Regions from separate parts of the Homo sapiens genome. Here all the other regions are linked to region 3. A link is a contact called in ENCODE Hi-C or POLR2A ChIA-PET data. All regions are on one chromosome and are shown on one strand. The core of a region is the stretch at or near the end of the contact, and the rest is flanking DNA. Distances in the headings are between cores, read along the strand shown. Region 1 overlaps BACH2 (BACH transcriptional regulator 2). Region 2 overlaps BACH2 (BACH transcriptional regulator 2). Region 3 has its middle 98 kb from the start of MIR4464.

What was found. Hi-C counts contacts between places; a loop is a spot of excess contacts on that map. ChIA-PET counts read pairs that join two places held with the same protein, here RNA polymerase II (POLR2A). Pooled maps may share reads with other maps.
Region 1: a loop to region 3 is called in a pooled map, with 4 times the contacts of the local background. The contact joins two enhancer-like sites. A Hi-C loop is called at or near these places in 1 of 168 maps with a recorded cell type or tissue (PC-3), 22 of 37 single-sample maps with no recorded cell type and 14 of 50 pooled maps. POLR2A ChIA-PET finds 5 or more read pairs at or near these places in 8 of 52 experiments (CD4-positive, alpha-beta memory T cell, OCI-LY7, activated B cell and 3 more).
Region 2: a map of PC-9 shows a loop between it and region 3 (11-fold over the local background). The contact joins two enhancer-like sites. A Hi-C loop is called at or near these places in 1 of 168 maps with a recorded cell type or tissue (PC-9), 2 of 37 single-sample maps with no recorded cell type and 7 of 50 pooled maps. POLR2A ChIA-PET finds 5 or more read pairs at or near these places in 3 of 52 experiments (H1, activated CD4-positive, alpha-beta T cell and activated naive CD4-positive, alpha-beta T cell).

Annotation. Positions count from the first base shown.
Region 1 is chr6:90,272,704-90,275,920 of GRCh38, forward strand. All of the region lies in intron 1 of BACH2 (BACH transcriptional regulator 2), which reads right to left. Among named protein-coding and RNA genes, the nearest start is that of BACH2, 23 kb to the right of the region's middle. RefSeq lists an enhancer at 1-37. Within about 2 kb of position 1,853, at least 4 of the 41 ENCODE cell types and tissues checked have a DNase peak (open chromatin) inside an H3K27ac peak, as active enhancers do.
Region 2 is chr6:90,216,167-90,219,538 of GRCh38, forward strand. All of the region lies in intron 3 of BACH2 (BACH transcriptional regulator 2), which reads right to left. Among named protein-coding and RNA genes, the nearest start is that of BACH2, 79 kb to the right of the region's middle. RefSeq lists an enhancer at 1,543-2,201. Within about 2 kb of position 2,050, at least 38 of the 41 ENCODE cell types and tissues checked have a DNase peak (open chromatin) inside an H3K27ac peak, as active enhancers do; they include PC-9, where a contact is called at or near this core.
Region 3 is chr6:90,409,683-90,412,775 of GRCh38, forward strand. No RefSeq gene overlaps it. Among named protein-coding and RNA genes, the nearest start is that of MIR4464, 98 kb to the left of the region's middle. RefSeq lists an enhancer at 1,755-2,114. Within about 2 kb of position 1,774, at least 5 of the 41 ENCODE cell types and tissues checked have a DNase peak (open chromatin) inside an H3K27ac peak, as active enhancers do; they include PC-9, where a contact is called at or near this core.

The sequences.
Region 1 (3,217 bases), core at 603-3,102, 140 kb before region 3:
CATCAAGGCCTCTTGATTTGTTACATCTCACCTCTATCTTTTGCTACCCACTTACACTGACCAGATCCTGCTTAGCTGAGAAAAACTCCCTCTTCTCTTCTTTCCTAATGTTTCCTCTTGTAAAATTGGCCAGCGTGCTGCTGCCATTTTGATCTTTCTATCACTACCCCTGCCATTTTCATCTTCCTCTCGCTATCCCCAGCAATTTGAGAATCCTCATCACCCCTCTAACAAGCAACCTGCATTGCCCAGTAGAGAGAAAACAAGACAGCAGAGTAGCTAAGAACTCAGGCTCTGGATCCTGGTGGCCATGCTTTGAATCACAGTTCCACAACTTAACTGCTATGTGCCTCAGTCTCCTCATCCCTCAATGAAGGCCAGGTGCAGTGGCTCACACCTGTAACCCCAGCACTTTGGGAGGCTAAGGCGGAGGATCGCTTGAGGCCAGGTGTTCAAAACCAGCCTGGATAACATAACGAGTTCCTGTTTCTATGGGGAAAAAAAATTAGCCAGGCATGGTGGCACACACCTGTAGTCCTGGCTACTCAGGAGGCTAAGGCAAAAGGATCACTCGAGCCCAGGAGTTCGAGGCCACCATGAGCTACGATCATACCACTGCACTCCAGCCTGGGCAACAGAGCAAGACTCTGTTTCTAAAAAAAGTGGGGGCAGGAGGGACTTGATAATATCTCCTGCAAAGGCTTGCTGTGAAGATAAGAATAGTTAAAAGGTGTGAAGAACTTAGAAGAGTGCCTAGCACAGTAAGCACTCCATTAAGTGTTAAATGGTAATGGCTCCCAGCTGGACTGGCCCACACAGCATCTCCTAAACCTGTGTGCTCACCCTTCCTTTGTTATTACACCTTCCATCATTTGGCTTATACAGTGTGGAAACTCTTCTTCTCTTGGCTCCTCTATACAAATTCTGCCCACTGTCAAGGCTCGGGTCTGATTTCCCACTCAGCCAGTGGGAAATCTGAGTACTTCAGCTGCAAACTAGCTTTTCTGCCTCTGAACTTCTAGAATATTTACTAGATGTCCCTAAATCAAGTTGTTTTTTAAATTACTGAGTGTGGAGGGAAGCTCACAGGCTGGAAATTACTGGTGATGGAGCTGGAGGTCTTGCTCTTTCCTCTGGGTGCCCCTAAGTGGGTAATGTCTCAGAACCCCAGCTTCTTTCTCTGAAAAAGTTATTATCTTATTTATAAGGTTTCCTCAAAGACTGAATAAGAACATGTAAAGCTCCTATCATATAATCAGGCGTAAACATTAGTTCCCTTCCAGTGGGACTATAAACCTCCAAGGGTAGCTCACGTTTCTCCGTGCTCCAAGGACAGTAATATGCAGAGATTAAACAGACAGATAGGGGAATACAGACTGAATAAACGAAAACCTTTCCAAGTCTGATTTTATGACAATATTCTGAAAAGGGCTTTTCCATGCCTATTCTAAACAACTGACAGTGCTTCCATCATAAAATGCATTTTGACACACTTAATCTTCCAAGAACATACGTTGATTCTATGCCCTGATGAGAGAATATATTAGCTACTTAACCTTTATCTAACTCTTACATAATATTAAGATTTTTTTAAGATTCATTTTTACAAAACCCAGAAAGTCCACACACAACAAAAACAAAACAAAACAAAAAAAGGAACACAAAGTAATTGAAAAGACTTTTCATACCTAAAAAGGGAATTTTTAATCACAACCTTAGTCATAAACCTCAACAGGCAAGTCAGAAGCAGTGAAAGATAAAAGTGCCAACAAGAAAATCCGGTTGAAGTGCCACTCGGGTTCATGCAGTGGGTTACAGGGCGCACAAGACAAGCTGGCGGAAGTGGGTGCTGTACCTTTATCACAGCCGCCCCCACCTGACCACCTGTAGCAGCCTCAGAGGAAGCAGACAACCCCCACACACTTTCCAGCTGCATCTTTGCAGCCACAAAGTACGCACATACAATCAGCTAACGTATAAAAGTATATCAGAAGCATCAATGTGAAAAGGGAAAAAATCTTTAACTCGTGATGAGTAACCTGTGTTATTTAGATTCTGTCATTGAGACCTGATGCTAAGGGGAGACCCCTCTAAAGACACCCACACAACCCTGATAACTGGCAGCATAAGTGCATAATCTTTGCATCAAATACCTGGGGCACTGAAGAGGCTGAAGCAGCAAATCCTCTGGTAGAGGGTGAGGACCAAATGGGGGTACCTCAGAGGCTACAGTTCCTCCCCCTAGTGTTCAATGACAAATGGAAACATGTCACTGGGTCCAAACGCAGGGAGGACTAGTCTTTGCTTTGGCACCAGGCTAGACAAAGAAAAGACCCCTTGCCCCGTGACCCCACATTGTCCTACAAAGGAAAAGGCTGGATTTTGTTGATGAATGCAATTCACATGTTTGGAGCAGTGTCATTTGAAAGGACTGCTTCAGAAATTCATGCAAGTCACATAAGTGGAGAGAAAACAGGAAAAAATTAAGAATGGCTGTTTACAAGTCACTTCTAAAACTTTGCTTTGTTCTACTTGAACAATTTTTATCATCATTTAAAGCAGTTAAATTAAAATGCACCTGCACTGTAAATCGTGAGAGAACATACCTGCTCTTCAAATATGACTTGAAAATTATTTGGTTTCTCCCCTACCTCCCCCTACCTGGGATGCTCTCATTTTACATTTAATTTGGAAAATTAGAAGAAAAATGGAATAAGCTCAAATCCTAACCAAAATTTGTTTTTACTTTTAAAATACAACCATTTTAGAATTTTTAAATAAATGTAAAATATTTTATTATTTACTTAACTTTTACCTTCAGGGTTACATGTGCAGATTTGTGATATGGGTAACTTGCGTCATGGGGGTTTGTCGTACAGATTATTTTGTCATCCAGGTACTAAGCCTAGTACCTGATAGGTTTTTTTTTTTCTGCTCTTCCCCCTCCTCCCACTCTCCACTCTCCAGTAGGCCCCAGTGCCTGTTGTTCTGGATGGGCGTAGCGGCTCACGCCTGTAATCCCAGCACTTTGGGAGGCCAAGGCGGCCTGAACATCTGAGGTCAGAAGTTCGAGACCAGCCTGGCCAATATGGTGAAACCCAGTCTCTACAAAAAAATTAGCCAGGCATGGTGGTGTGCACCTTTAGTCCCAGCTACTTGGGAGGCTGAGGCAGGAGAACAGTTTGAACCCAGGAGGCAGAGGCTGCAGTGAGCCGAG
Region 2 (3,372 bases), core at 800-3,299, 190 kb before region 3:
TCCTCTCTGATCTCATTACAGCAGTTGACACTAGTCCTCACAAAACAAACAGAGGAAATTTATGCTTGCCTTAGCTGTGGAAAGCTCCACATTCCTTATTAACGAGAGTTTCAGCTTCTGAGACCACAGCCGCTGGAATGGGGAGGAGGTCAGCTGTGCTCCCAAGAAAGAACTGTGGCTGCTGCCTTGCCCTCTTTCTGGGGCTGGATATACAGGCAGCGAGCCTGGGGCCTAGGCTGTCTGCTCAGGTGACTGAGGGGAAGTTCCCTTTCTGCTAATGTCGACTTCCCTCGGCTCAGACGGTGGGGTCATTTCCTCTTAAACAGCACTGGGAAACTCACTGTAAGGGAGTCCTGAGGGGATCCACCTGCTAAGGTCGCAATTCCAAGAGAGAGGTTGTTCTGCATAACCATACTCAAAAGTACTCTTGCCTGCACCTTCAAAAACTTTACTTAACTTGGAATTCCAACTTAAAACATTATTTCATATCCTTTAATTCAATCTTAGAAGTAACTGAGCAGCCAGCTCATGACGTAAAGCGTGAGCTTCTAAACCAGAGTAAGAAATGTGGAGCAGAAGTTCTGAACCAGAGTGGTTTTGTCTCCCAGGGGACATCTGGCAATGCTGTAGACATTTTTGGTTGTCATGACCCGGGGGAGGGTGCTACTGGCATCTAGTGGGTGAGACCAATGATGCTACTGAAGATCCTACCACGTACAGGACACACCCCATAATAAAGTATTACTGGTCCAAAATGTCAATAGTGCTGAGATTGGGAAATCCTGACGGGGAGGGAACATTCAAGGATATGGGTAGACTTAAAATCATGCCAACTCATAATCACATTATAATAATGTGGCACCATGCAACTTGGGGTCCCCAAAATGTAAACAATTAACAACCATAAAAATTTACCAGTTCTCTCCTTGAGCGAAGTAAAAGCTGTAACTTACACAGAGTAAGACCATCAGAGTTGCCTGGAAGAAGTGGAACAGCTTCAGTGTTGGACTATGTTATCATCAATATCATCAGTGCCTTGTTTACTCCAGGTCAAGGTGTGATCTGAGTGTCTACTATCAAAATTCAGTGGTAGCTATTAACAGAAGGAGTTTATACGTGAAGTTCTATGGTCACTAAAACCGTCTAAATAACCTAAGAATATCTAGCTCTGGAAAAAACTGCAAAATGTTTCAACTTTTAAAATACCAACAAAATATGAGGAACAATGTTGATGTTGACCTACATTCTATCTAGGGTGGCTAAAAGAAATAGCTGCACAATAGGGTTCTAAATAAATGCAGAATTGAAGAAATGCATCATAACAAAGATAATCAGGGTGACTATTTTGAAATGCTCCCCATTTCTGTTTTTCTTTCTGTTTTCAAATATTCCCTCTCATCCACGCGGCATATTTTCATTACATTTGTTGTAAGAATGTACATTTAGATAATCTACTCACTATTCTTTTATGCATTCTTTTACTCCAGCCAAAAAGGGAAAAAGTCCCTATCCAAACAAAGCTAATGCATGTAAGCAAATTTGAAGGAAAAAAAGAATTTCATGAATGAGCGGGAGACAATTTTTTAATGGAATGTTTTAAAGGCTTGTGGTATAAACAGTAAACAAAATTGATTCACTAACATTAATACTGTTTGCCATGATGTGAGAGTTGGTCTTTTTTTTTAATGCCCCAGAAGCTAAAGGAAAATAAATACTGTGGTAGGGAAAAATAATACCTTACTTGGCATTTTGAAGTCATTGCTCAATCCTTCTTGAGCAAGAAAACCATAGTAATGACTTTGTTTTACCTACCGCAATTATGGTACACCTCGCAGCAATCCTTCACAATATTTTCCTCCCTCTGTTCAAGTCCTGCTAAATAATCTCTGGAAACCATTAACTAAGAGTACGGTTCCAATTTTCCTGTTCTCCCTCCTCTGCTGCCTCAGTGTCATGTTGGCGTCAGGACAAAGCAAACTTGTATGACATCACAGAGCAAACTCATTTTCTGTAAACCAGCCCCTTGGTAGTTTACCGCTACTGGAACCCAACGCTGTCAACAGTGTGGTCTTTGTTTGGTGGGTGTTGCTCTAAAAATTTTTTTAAAGTTTCCCAACACCTTCTTCTTTTAAACAGAGGCAAGCTGCTGGAGGCGCCGTCCTCGCCTGGCCCGCCCCACTCTGTAAACTAGACATTACCTTATACACAAATGACTCTAGGCATTCCTCAGTCTAGCTGCCTCACTGCAAAATTCCTATGCTCCTCAGCAGCAGGGCAGCGCACATTCCCCTGGCTTCCCCTCTTTCCTCTTCCCCCACCCTCCTCTTTTTCTTTTCTTTCTTTTTTTTTTTTTTAATTTCCACTGCCTCACTGTGTTTTTGTGTAAATGATCTCACATGACTCAACAAATCCATCTGCCTGAAGCAGGCCAAGTCTGGAGCCCTCCCAGGAGGGAGGAGAAGAATTGCTTTGTGGAAAGGACCTGGAGCTCTGCCCTTTCTCTGGCTCGAATTACCCGCCTGTCAGGCCTGACGGATTTGGCTAAAAATAAAAGGAAACGGGCCGTGAAAAGCAGATGAATGGGCTCAGCAGTTCCTTAGATAACACAGGCCTGCTGTTGCCCAAAGCTCCCCAAACAGAAACTTCAAATGCAGGGCCTCTGAGTCAGTGATGTGGCTTCCAGGTGAACGAGGCCTGTCAAATCCACTGGAGTTGGGGGACATGGCCTGGGCTGTGAATTTCGGTTTCCTTTCCGTGTGTGTGTGTGTGTGTGTGTGTGTGTGTGTGTGTGACACAGAGAGTGAGAGTGCACGCAAGAGAGATTGAGAGAGTGAGAGAACCAGTCTAGTATTAAAAGGTTCTCAGAAAACAGTAGACTTCAGTGGAGTGAAGGCTTGTAAAAAAAAGAAAAAAAATTGTTGTTTCCACTACAAAATTATCCTTCTCCCCACCTCCAACACCAGACATTTTCAGCCTCCCTATGATGTCACTTCTCTGTTTAGAGCCAGCAAAGAGCTAAAAGTCTTTCTTGTAAGTGTATGCCCAGCGCCTGCAGTGGGTATTAAGCACTTAGGTTGGCAATGTAATGACACACTGTAACAATCTGTAATATGAGGCAGTCAGCAAAGCCCTGGCTCTGAAAGCTATTTCTCCCGACCATTAACCATATGTTTGGCTCCTCAGATAGCCAAGCGGGTGTTCCAGCTTACCATCTGGTTTCTATCCACACAAGCAACTGCAAAGCACAGGCTATGTCCCTCTGGAGCTGTGTGTTTCTTTTTCTCTCTCTTTTCCGCTCTTCTCTTCCCCTTTCCTCCTCCCAGCTCCTTTGGTTCCTTCTGCTAAAGAATTCTCTGCCATTCATCACGTACA
Region 3 (3,093 bases), core at 524-3,023:
CCCTGAGAGGTGAAGTGGGCAGGAACTACATTGAGCAGGGCCTTGGGGTCTGTGCTGCTACTACCACTGGGAAAGTTTTGGAAGGATATGGGCAGAAAAGAAATGATCTAATTTACATTAATGGCTAAAGTTTGGAGAACAGGTTAGATGACTCCAGGTTTTTTGCTATGCTAGGAACACAGGAGAGCTGTTTGGGGAGCCATTCAAGTATACATGCTGAGTCGGCAGATGCATGTACATATTTAGAGAGACCTGGGTTAAATTAGCTGTGAATTTTGAGATGGTGATTGAAATCATGGGTGGTTGGAATTGCCAAGGGAGATATAAAGAGCAGGAAAACAAGGGAGACTAGGACCAGTCTTTGATGGATTATGACCTTTAAAGTCTGAGGAGAGGGGGATTTGTCTGCAGAGGAGATTGAGGAGGAACAGCTAGGTAGGTGGAAAGGCAGAAGAGTGTAGTATACTAGAGGCTGAATTAGGAATCTTTCAAATGCATATTACTGAAATCCATCTTCAATTGATGTAACCAAAAAAAGAATAATTTATTGGCTCCTATAGCCTGAAATCAGGACTGGTCAGATATGCCTGGGTTCAAGAGCTCAAACATCCAGCTCCTTGGGAAACAGCCTCTCCCCCCATCTCTCAGTTCTGTCTCCTTCTGGATGGGCTTCTTTGCCAGGTGGATATTCCCATGTGGTGGCCTGATAGGGTCACCAGCAGAGGCTTCAGGTTTACATCCTACCCAAAGTAAAGAAATGTCCTTCTTCGATTGGTTCCAGCAACCACACCAGGTGTGACTATTGTTAGCCTAGCTTAGGCTAGATGCCCATCTCTGAGCTAGAGGTTGACATCAGCTCTACCCACACTTCACATAGACTGAAAGTTGGGAAAGGAATGGTTCCTCAAAAGAAAATCAGGGTGCTGTTACCTGAAGAAACTGAGAAGAAGCCAGGCAGGCAAGATCCCAGATGTCTATACAGATGCCGAAGTGATAAGAATTTTAAGAGGGAAAGTATATTTAAGAGTATGAAATACCGTTAAGGCTGGGTGCAGTGGCTCATGCCTGTAATCCCAGCACTTTGGGAGGCTGAGGTGGTGGATCATGAGGTCAGGAGTTCAAGGCCAGCCTGGCCAAGATGGTGAAACCCCATCTCTACTAAAAATACAAAAATTAGCTGTGGCGGCAGGCGCCTGTAATCCCTGCTGCTCGGGAGGCTGAGGCAGGAGAATCACTTGAATCTGGGTGGCAGAGGTTGCAGTGAGCCAAGATCACACCACTGCACTCCAGCCTGGGTGACAGAGTGAGGCTCCGTCTCAAAAAAAAAAAAAAAAAAAAAAAAGAAAGAAAGAAAGAAAAAAAAGAAAGAAATACCTTTAAGACACCAAGAAAGATAAGGACAGGGATTAGCCACTTGGAAGTCACTGGTGCCCTCAGACCCACACAAATAGCTCCATCACAAAGTAGGATGTGGTGGAAAACAAAATGAACAAAATGCAAGTTGAAAGGGCCACGTGAACCCAGGAGAGGAAAATCATTTAGGACGAAACAATCACGGAAAGCTTCATGTCCAAAGTAGCATTTCACTTGGGTCCTGAAGGATGGGTGATATTTTTAAAATGAAGGCCAGAGAAGTGGAGGAAGGGAGGGCACCCAGCTGACTATAGCATGAGCAAAAGTGCAATGGCAGAGATGTTTAGGGTGTGTTCACCAAGAGGTGAACAGTTCATGCTTGGTCTGATGGCTAGGGGCCAAATGTGAGTGCTGGCTAAGGAGAAGGGACTTTCTCTGTTCAATTTACAAATGAGTCAGCTGTAATTTACCTTCCCTTAGGTTATCGGCCTGAATATGTAAATGAGGGATAGCTGTCACTAGAATGAAACTGACATCTAGAAAAGCGCCTCCCTATAATCTTGCCTTTCCATATAAGGGCTCCCTGGCGTGCTTCACAGGTGAACTCTACAGCAAACGCATTCTTCTCTCTCCTTTCAGCCTTGGTCTTTCCTCTGACTCAGGGGCCTGGCTTGTGGTGCTGAGGCACCTTCCGGCTGCTGAGAATTGGACTACTCTGTCTTCTTGCTGACTGCGGCAAAGGAACGCCCGGGGTCTGACAATCACCTCTACGAGAGCAGCTTGGATGTTTCTCATCTTTCACTTGACTTTCTTATCCCTTTACTTAAATATATATATATATATATATACTTTAGAGACAGGGTCTCACTCACTATGTTGCCTAGGTTGGACTCAAACTTCTGGGCTCAAGTGATCCTCCCACCTCAGCCTCCCAAGTGGCTGGATTACAAGCATGTGCCACCACACCCTGCTCATCCCTTCAGTTTTTAGCCCAGAAAGCTGGCACTAAAAGGGATGGTAGGTTTGAGGGATTTTAGATGGAAGACAATTTAGGTGACTCTGCACTATATTATAGTCAAATATCCTGCAACCTTTGTTCCTAGAAGAAACCTGTGCATCCTGAATCTCTGACCCCTGGGAATACATTCTTTTCCCCCAGCACCTCACCTAGGAATGGTCACTTGGGTTAAGGGTTCTCAGGCTTGGTGGCCAAAAGCCAACACCTGTTCATTTATCTCCTATCTTGTACTCAGTCTCTTAAGACTTTTCTGCAACTTGGACCCTGGTGGGCCAAGTGCATTTGCCCAGAGAGAAAAATTGCACAAATTAGAACTCTGGATTGATATTTCACTTACATACCTCCACTTGGGGATCCTCAACACAGCTTAAATAGTAATGTCTTTAATGGGGGTCATCAAGGGCATTTAAGTAGGGACATGCAATGAGCAGAACCACTTTTGGAGAAGACTGCACTTGGCAGTCGTTCCCTAACAGATTTGAGAGAGCAGAGGTGGGAAATGGCAAATTGTTAGGAAACTGATAATGGGCCCAGGGAGAAAAACCTTGAACCAAGGAACTGAGCTAGATGTGGAAGGGTGGGCGTGGGTTTTAGAAACACTTCTTTAGAGGAAAACCATGATTAAAAAAGGAGAAAGAAAGAAGGAAAGGAAAGGAAAGGAAAGGAAAAAAGGAAGGTGGGATTGGGGGAAGAAGGAAAGGAAGAAAGGAAAGAAGGAAAGA